2 separate regions of the Homo sapiens genome follow, and region 1 is linked to region 2. A link is a loop called in an ENCODE intact Hi-C map of the cell type or tissue named here. Cell type or tissue: chondrocyte. All regions are shown on one strand. Each heading gives the region's core, and the rest is flanking DNA. Links, peaks and the distances in the headings are about the cores only.

Evidence for each region. Peaks named below come from ENCODE experiments on the same cell type or tissue, not always from the same donor. Only the 100,000 strongest peaks of a DNase experiment are listed, where the experiment ranks them.
Region 1: it touches region 2 in a loop (13-fold over the local background); 5 of 110 quality-filtered maps call a loop at or near these places.

What each region holds. Positions count from the first base shown.
Region 1 is chr6:9,519,549-9,523,946 of GRCh38, reverse strand. No RefSeq gene overlaps it. Among named protein-coding and RNA genes, the nearest start is that of HULC, 870 kb to the right of the region's middle. RefSeq lists enhancers at 3,060-3,109, 3,516-3,595. In chondrocyte, for the core only: no CTCF peak of the experiment used is centred there; no DNase peak of the experiment used is centred there.
Region 2 is chr6:10,407,566-10,411,963 of GRCh38, reverse strand. It overlaps TFAP2A (transcription factor AP-2 alpha), which reads left to right. Exons shown (of 7, transcript NM_001372066.1): 2 at 1,629-2,063. It overlaps TFAP2A-AS2 (TFAP2A antisense RNA 2), which reads right to left. Exons shown (of 1, transcript NR_145448.1): 1 at 4,037-4,398. Among named protein-coding and RNA genes, the nearest start is that of TFAP2A-AS1, 2.6 kb to the left of the region's middle. In chondrocyte, for the core only: no CTCF peak of the experiment used is centred there; a DNase peak (open chromatin) is centred at 1,947.

The DNA of each region.
Region 1 (4,398 bases), core at 184-4,183, 890 kb after region 2:
AGACTCATCTATACAATTCATTTAACCTATAACACATTTTTATTCCAAGTGGTTTTAACTTACTTTATTCACTTTCTTATTCACATGCCTTAGAAATTTGGTTTATATGCTGGCAATGAGTGGAACCATCCCAAAGCCTTTACTCCCCATCTCTGTGCTAAGCCCTCCCTGTCCAATGATTTTCTGTTTATATGTATAGCCTAATCCAGAATCAGGTCAAGTCATAGAAGCAGCTTTCCTGACTCAAAGCCAGGCTGGGGATATCACATATCTCAGGAATGAGCTCAGAGGGCAGCTGACTTAGCTCCTGGTTGAAAATCTGCACTTGGTTTCTTGATGTGTTATGTTCCAAGAGTCATGGCTGCAGACAGAGATTAGTGATGACTTTTTGTCTTACTTTCAGGTTTCAAATTGTGAGGAGGCTTTTTTCTTCTTCTTTTCAATTCTATTTGAAGTTTAATCTCCATTTTCCTTCAGACAAACTCAGTCGCCACGACCTGCATTCAACTTTTCATTTCTTGCCCCTCACCATTTTATGTTTCTGCTCTCTTTCTGGCAACAGAGATGTTTACTGTATTTTTGATTCTGGCTATGTCCTCTTAGTTTTTCTCGTTTTTTACTTTTTATCTGCCACGTGCATATGTTTGAAGCAAGGAAGGCATTTGAAGCTTGATCTGCCCACCTGATTTCTAGATAGTCATGTTTCTCTTGTCTACACTTTTATTCTGTTCTTCATTTTTAGATTGACACAAATTGCTGGTGGGTATGTTGCCAGTTTTCATATCACAAGTAGATATGCACACCCAACACAACACACACACACACTCACATACACTCACATGTGTAGATCATTTGCCCAGGCTCAGAATATTGAACCTCTCTTGTGACACAAATTCAACATTAACAAAGCAATTCTTATATTTTTCCAGGATGTTAGAAACCAATCAGAGTTTTGTCTTTTTTTTTCAGTTGTGTTCTAAGAAATGTACTAATGTGTTCCAAGTGTTTATAAAAGTATTTGCAAGAAAAAATTATATTTGGGATTATAGTTGACCGAGCTGTTGGGGACTCTTATCCATTGTGAATGATAGTGCAGCTTTACCTCCAATAGGCTATGTCTTTTTCTTTCATGAATGCCAGTACTGACTACTGTTTAGTCCAGTTTGTTACTGATATGAAATGTCATCTTTCCAATGCTTTAAAGATATAACCTGTTAGAAGGTTTTTGTTTTGTCTTGAACTAGAAAAACGATAGTGGCAAAACACTGATAATTTTGCAGCAGTGAATCCTCTTTCAAAACGACAGTTCTCTTTGATCAGACAAAAGCTAGAAAATGTATTGTCACTTTTAAAACTACTTAATCTTTATTACCTTTTGCATGATGTTTTCAACAATAATAGAATGTTAACGAAGAACAATTTTAGTGGTGTTTCCAGTCAATAAATGGCACATACCAAAGCAAAAAACGTGGGAAAACCAGTTTTGCAGCACTTTTCTGACCATCTAGCTCTGACACTGAAAAAAAAAAAAAGGCTGAAGATAATTTTTGGATTGTGCCTTGGGTCCTGTGAATTCTACTCCTTGTCCCAGATGTGGCTGCATGCATGAAAGAGCTGGGCTGAGATTATCTTAGATTGTGTTGGAGAGAGCTTTCTAATGAACAAAGAACATTTTCAAATGTTCAAATGTTGTGTAAATTCAAATGTTGTGTAATAAATATTATGATGACGGTAGGCCTGAGATTCTACAGGGCTGTGTACACAGGCAAGGCCACTGATCTAGACCGTTAGGGACACTGTGACCATGTGACCTACAGGAAGAGTTGTATTTGCATAAATTAAAGTAATTGCTGAAGACGAATCCTTAACAATGTAAGAGGAGGCACTAGAAATGACCCACAAAAGAGTCACATAAAATATCTGCCAAGTTCAAGAACCAATGCAATTTCCCAACAATATTAATCTAATAAGACGTTTTGCTCTTCTCCCTTCTGCCCAAACTTCTCCCTCTCTCCCATTCTGGAGGGTCCGAAACCAAGCTCGGTGGGATGGAGAAGAGGAGGTAATGTATAAGGCAGGGGAGGGGAGAGTAACCAGCCCTCTTACTACACAGGCCTGGGCTGGACAATGGCAAGAAGCCCTTACTTATTAAATTTGAGGATGGTACCACTATGTGGAGATGATCTTTTTAATCACTGAACAGAAACTGATTTCATTATTTGCCTGTAAGCAGAAAAACCAGAGGACTTGTCAAAAATTGCATCCAAGCATAGGGGAAAAACAAGCCCCATATAATACACATGAAAGATCAAAATAAAATCCTTCTTTGATTATCCTGCAAGTTATGTTTCTTTGGTGTAACATTTATACATGTAAAATGGGATTAATAATATAATAATAATAGTTACCTGGGATGGTTGTTGTGATAATCAAGAGAGACAATATGTGTCAAAAGATGACATACACCTGGCTTAAAGAAAGTATTTGCTGCTATTTTAATAGTCTTCCTGTTGTAACTTTATCATGCAAAATCACGTGAGTGGGCTGGAGAACTGAATAGATTAGTAAAGGGGAAAAACAAATTATGAAGAAGAGACAGAAATGGAAAACCCCACTGATTTGCCGATTATGTGCAGTGCATAGGGAAAGCCCACAAGGTGAGAGGCTGAGAATGGCTATGGGGGAGATAGGAATCAAATCATCGTTACCCAGAGGCTGCAAGAGGTTTTCACATCAGGCCTCCAAGACCAAATTGTCACACAGGTCACTACCTTGGGCCTGAGAAGTCAGTTTATCTGCCTGGTCTTTTGTTTATTTATTCAGCTAAAATCTTTGATATTTTCTGTGGAAGTCTGTGAGACAGAATCATGGCAGTCAGAAGAGAAACAAGTTATCCTGTTAAAAAGGTATTCTTTATTAAGTTTAAAAATTTCCCCCAATAGTTCATTGAATGACTCACTTTCCGAGGATTTTTTCATGAATATGTGGTATTTAAGGATGTGACTCATATTCTTAGCAACGTTGTAAATTTGACACATTAAGACAAACGGTTGAGACACATACAGAACAATAATGGGCTACTAATGCAGGAAAAAAATCTTTGAAATCAAGATGAGACTTCTGTTTATATGGTGATATGCCTGGATTTCATATTAGCCCATGTTTTATATTTGAGCCGAAATGTTAAAATCCAATCACCATAATGTTCTGAGCTACATGTTTCCAAAACAGCTGATATGGTTTGGATATTTGTCCCCTCCAAATCTCACATTGAAATGTGACCAATGTTGGAGGCAGTCCTTGTGGGAGGTGTTTGGTTCATGGGGGAGGATCCCTCATGAATGGCTTGGTGCTGTCCCCGCAGTAATAAGTGAGTTCTCGCTCTGTTTGTTCACGGGAGAGCTGGTTCTTTAAACAGCCTGTCATCTCCCTTTTGCTTCCTCTCTCGTCATGTGATATGCTGGCTCCCCCTTTGCCTTCCACCATGATTGTAAGTTACTTAAGCCTCATCAGAAGCCAAGCAGATGCTGGTGCCATGCTTGTATGGTCTGCAGAACTGTCAGCCAAATAAACCTCTTTTCTTTATAAATTACTCAGTCTCAGGGATTCCTTTATAGCAATGCAAAACAGACTAAAACAGTAGCTGATCAATTCACTTCACATTTCAATTTCAATTTTTTGAAATTCAATTTTTATTTCGATTTTTTCTCCCACTTTCATAAAATAGTTAACTGAATTCTGTATGGAATTCCTAGGATGCTTTCATGCCATTTGGACACAATCAAGCATCCATCATGTCCATTAGATTTTTAGTTCAATTACCAAAAGGACATTTTCCTCCTCAACATAAACTTGGGTGTATGAGACCCTTAGAAAGTAACTTCATTGTGTTGATCTTAATCTCATAATGCAGTTTACCTTTCTCCCAAGGAGCAGTGTACTTATTACAGAAGAAAGCTATTTCCAGTATCTCTCCCTGTGTGTGGTGGGTGTTACATTTATAGCAAAGATCTACAAATAAGGTTTCAGTATTTATGTTTGCTGTTCTGCTATACTGTTTTCTATTGATCTGTTTTTACTAAGACTGATGGTAAGGGCTATGGGATATAGAAGTTATTTTGAATTTCTGTTTAGATAAAATATATCAGTGCATTTAGTCATCATTGGAAATATATGTCCAAATGGGTTTAGTCGATGTTTAGAGGCTAAAATTTTCATGCAGAAGAAATTAATCATCTTTGTAAGAACTTAGAGTTAGTAAAGTTAGCATAATCTGAATGTCATATACTTGATGATATTTAAAAGAGAATAGATTGAAGTAAGAGTCGATACAGGTAGATCAATGAATATCATCAGAAATGTAGATAATTAAATAATTGTAAGAAAATTTCCACATTC
Region 2 (4,398 bases), core at 208-4,207:
CTAAGAAAAGAGGGGGAGACACGGATTAAGGAACACGCACGCACCCACACACTCACACATACTTTTTCCTTTTTCCTTTTTTGGGGTTTTTCATTTTTAAAGAACTTTGAATCATAACCAGTCGCGGCAGGATAGAGACCGTGGGTTCGACCAGCTGAAGGCGCCGCGCGAATCGGTGGTTCAAGTTCGGATGGATCCGAGCCGGGCTCCCGCGCTCCGGGGAGCGTCGGCGCCGTGACTGGAGTCCTGGGTGGCGCGGGGCTCTCGGCGCCTTTTGTGTGGGGCGCGCTCGGGCGGCGGGGCAGCCGGGCGCTCCAGGCTTGCTTGTTTTTTTCCACCCTGACTCGTTACCCCAGACTCTTCGCAGATGTTAGTTCACAGTTTTTCAGCCATGGTGAGTCCCATCCCCACCCCCGTTGCTGTTTCTTTAGGAATTGGATTCTGGAAACCTGGTGCCGTGGAGCTGCCCGAAACCTCGGGTTTCACGCCCAGCTTTCCTTCAGGACACCCTCTCCATTTGCATCCCCCACCCCACCTTCCGCCTTTCTCTCGCTCTTTTCCATCCCTAAATCGAGTGCATTACCCCCTACCCCAGCCCCCGCTCGACCTCTCCGAGCACGCAGACCTACCTCGCCGCGGCTTCCCAAGGCGTGTTTCTCCCCACGTTCATCTTGATTTCCTTGAGTCTTCACTTGTCCCCGAGATGTTCTCAACATTTGATGCTTAAACTGTCTGCAGGAAAAGTGCAGCGCGGTGTGCCCCCTACCCTCGGGACCTGCGGCCGAACCGCCGAGGGTTCGCGGTCTCTGGAATCAACTCTCTTCGCTTGTTTTGCAAGGGAATTGCAATAGAGAAACCTAAAGTCAGGCGTTTCTTCTGCCCTTTGGGGCTGGGGTGGAAGGGGCGGGGGGGGGGGGCCACAGCCCCGGGGTGCACCTCTCTCTTTTAAACCCAATAAGGCTGAATCTTTCTATTTTAAACCTTGACTTGACGTCCCCCTTTCCCTATCCAAACCATAAATCGACTCTGTCGAGAAAAAGGCTCCTAACAGAGGAAGCGAAAAAGACAGACCCCGATCCTGCAGTTAAAACCTTCTTTAAGCTGGTAATTTAAACGTGTGTTTTTGTTACAGCCCCTCTGCGAAATATGTTTCTATTTAAGTAGTCATGAAACGGTAACAGTCTTTGAACGTTTATGATTTTTTTCTCTCCAAATAAATGGAAGAGAATAAACAATAACGCAGTGGCAGACAGGTTCAAATCGGGGGAAAAGAAAAGGCCGCTTCTGCTGTTTAGTATTTAGGAGGAATTTTAATTTTGCTTAAGAGAGATTTCACGCTGCAGTTTAATGGGCTGTGTTCCAGGAGACCCTTTTCTATCTTTTCCTCTCTTTGAAAGAAACCCCTAAATAGTCTCTTGTGCCCCCTCCATATACAGTTTCTCTGCGTTGTTCGGTCTGTTTCACTTGAGGGTATTTCCTGAAAAGAACTTAGAGCTGATTTTTTCCCGGCGGCCAGCCAACGGGAACGGGCGATTTCCCACGCAGACTTGTCAAGTGGATTTTGTGTGGATAGTTGTAGCTCGACGCCTGATTCCTTGTTCTTTACCTTTCCTCTCGCTCTCTTCTAGGACCGTCACGACGGCACCAGCAACGGGACGGCACGGTTGCCCCAGCTGGGCACTGTAGGTCAATCTCCCTACACGAGCGCCCCGCCGCTGTCCCACACCCCCAATGCCGACTTCCAGCCCCCATACTTCCCCCCACCCTACCAGCCTATCTACCCCCAGTCGCAAGATCCTTACTCCCACGTCAACGACCCCTACAGCCTGAACCCCCTGCACGCCCAGCCGCAGCCGCAGCACCCAGGCTGGCCCGGCCAGAGGCAGAGCCAGGAGTCTGGGCTCCTGCACACGCACCGGGGGCTGCCTCACCAGCTGTCGGGCCTGGATCCTCGCAGGGACTACAGGCGGCACGAGGACCTCCTGCACGGCCCACACGCGCTCAGCTCAGGACTCGGAGACCTCTCGATCCACTCCTTACCTCACGCCATCGAGGAGGTCCCGGTAAGAGGCCGCGCAACCAGCGCGGGAGGGAACACAGCCCCCTACTTACCTACCCCAGAAAGGATACCTGGAACATACAGTCGGTGGGCCCGGGTTCTCCCTAGTATTTCCTTATAAAAACATTTTATTCGGAGGCGGAGAGTGAGGGACGTTTTGAGGAACCACACAAAGTAGTTGCGAGTTCTACCCCAGAACAATGGTTTCTGGAGCTCCCTCAAACAATGCCTGCATTACCATTTCCACCAACACAGATAAATCAGACGAATGTCACCATTAACAATATCTTCCTCTCGACGACAGTAAACTGTCTCAATTGCTAAAAGATCTACTTCCATCGCTGAGTCTGGCGTGGAGATTTCTCCCTGTCCTGGGAATGATGTTAAATGCAACCAAAAGAGCTCATTAAATGTCCTCAAAATGTAAAAGGAAGTGTAAAAGACACACTAAGATCATTTTAACCGGATTTTATAAGCACAAGTGAAACCTAAAAGTTATGTGTACACCCTATCCTGATTAAAGAAAAACTAAGTAGCAAATCCAAGCAGAGGGACATTAAAATGCAGCCTTCTTCTTACTAGGGGTGCTAAGTGGTGACCTCATAAATCATTAGCTAGGTTCCCAACGCCTATCAGAACCTGCTACACTCCATATTAAATTAAATGTTTCGAGACTATTGGGTAATACATTATTTGAGTTCTAATTTAGTTATCAATAAATGCAGTTTAAAATGATTTCTAAATAAGCATGGCATTAGCACATTTACTATTTACAATGCAAACCAGGCTATTGATAATTTGAAAATACTTTCTGGAATTAAACTTAAACCAGTACCTCTGCTTCAATTCTATATATTTATGGTTTCCTCACAACCCTCCTGAAATGGAATTAGAGCAAGCCAATAATTTTATTAAAGCTGTAAAGGCTTCTGTTAAAGCTGCTTTTCTTTGGAGAGGAAATGTATCTGGATGTGATTTTTACTAAAATGCTATTTCAAATTACTGCATCAAATATTGCAGCAGTATGTCCGTTGACAGTTTAATGATTACTACATTAGATTGTAAGGAAAATGGTCAGATGAACTTACCTCCTTGCTTGGTGAATTTAAAACATTATTTAAGTTCCGTAGGAAAATAGAAAATTTATTACATCTCTCATTTGGCCCAGTTAGTCACTGAAATTTGTTGGTTATGTTTAGCAGCCCTTGCATGGAAGGCAGGAAAGTGGGCACTTGATCCAGTATAAGGTTTAGTGAGCACTGTATGTCTGTATATGTGTGTTCATACTTACATGTTTTTAGAAACTGATACTTAACAGTGCATTTTTTTGGAAGTGAGAGGAGCACTAATTTATATAAGAGCAATTTAAACATGAACTGGGAGTTATGATTATTTTAGTTCCCTTTCCCAAAGCACTCTGAATCTTTTCCTTGCTTGTTCTTTGAAAATATTTGAATTGCAAAATAATGTTGCAAGCTTTTGGAACTACTGTGAATGAGAATTGCTCTACTTTGCAAAAATTTCAAGGTGAATTCTTAACACCTGTATACTCACTCTTTGTGGCAAAATTGGTCAGTAGGAGAAACTAACTAAAAGATTAAACAAAAACAAGGAAACCCAGTTGCTGTTTTTCCCTCTCCCTCCCCCATCTTTTAAGAAAAAAATTCTTTCAAAGGAATTTGGGTCAAGAAAAAGGTTGTTTTCAATTTTTTCCCATTGCTGCAACAGTTAACCTTTAGTAAGTATAACTGCTAAATATTTAAGAAAATCAAATCGATGGTGAAAATTATTTAATCATTAATATCTCAGTGGGGTTTTAAACTTAACAGTCTTCCCTGTATGGACAAGGTCTAGAAATAACACAAATAAAAGTATTATGCCACACTACATTTACTTTATGGGTTTAGGGTGCATGCATAAAGGGATCATATTTCCCCATATAGTTAAAACACAAGAACTGCAGCAGTAGTCATTTCTGAACATTTCTCAATTTAATTATACTTAAATCCAGAAGCACTTTAGGCAAGTTACAAATGAGAGCATTGAGTATAATAAAACCTGTAATAAAGCAACTTAGTACCATCCACCCGGAATCATTGCGATCAGGCACAATTAACAGGAGCATAAATCCAAGACAGAATGGAAAATGTTCGAATCAGTATTATTGTTGGACAAAGACTAGAGAAGGAAGCAATAGTTTTTTAAATGGTAATGCCTGTGTTTGGTAATGATTGCAAAATCTTCTATCTCAGCAGCCCTGGTGCTAATTTGTAAACACAGCCAGACATTATATTGCCTGTCAGTTTCTGCATTAGAAAACATGACTTCATTTTACTTTC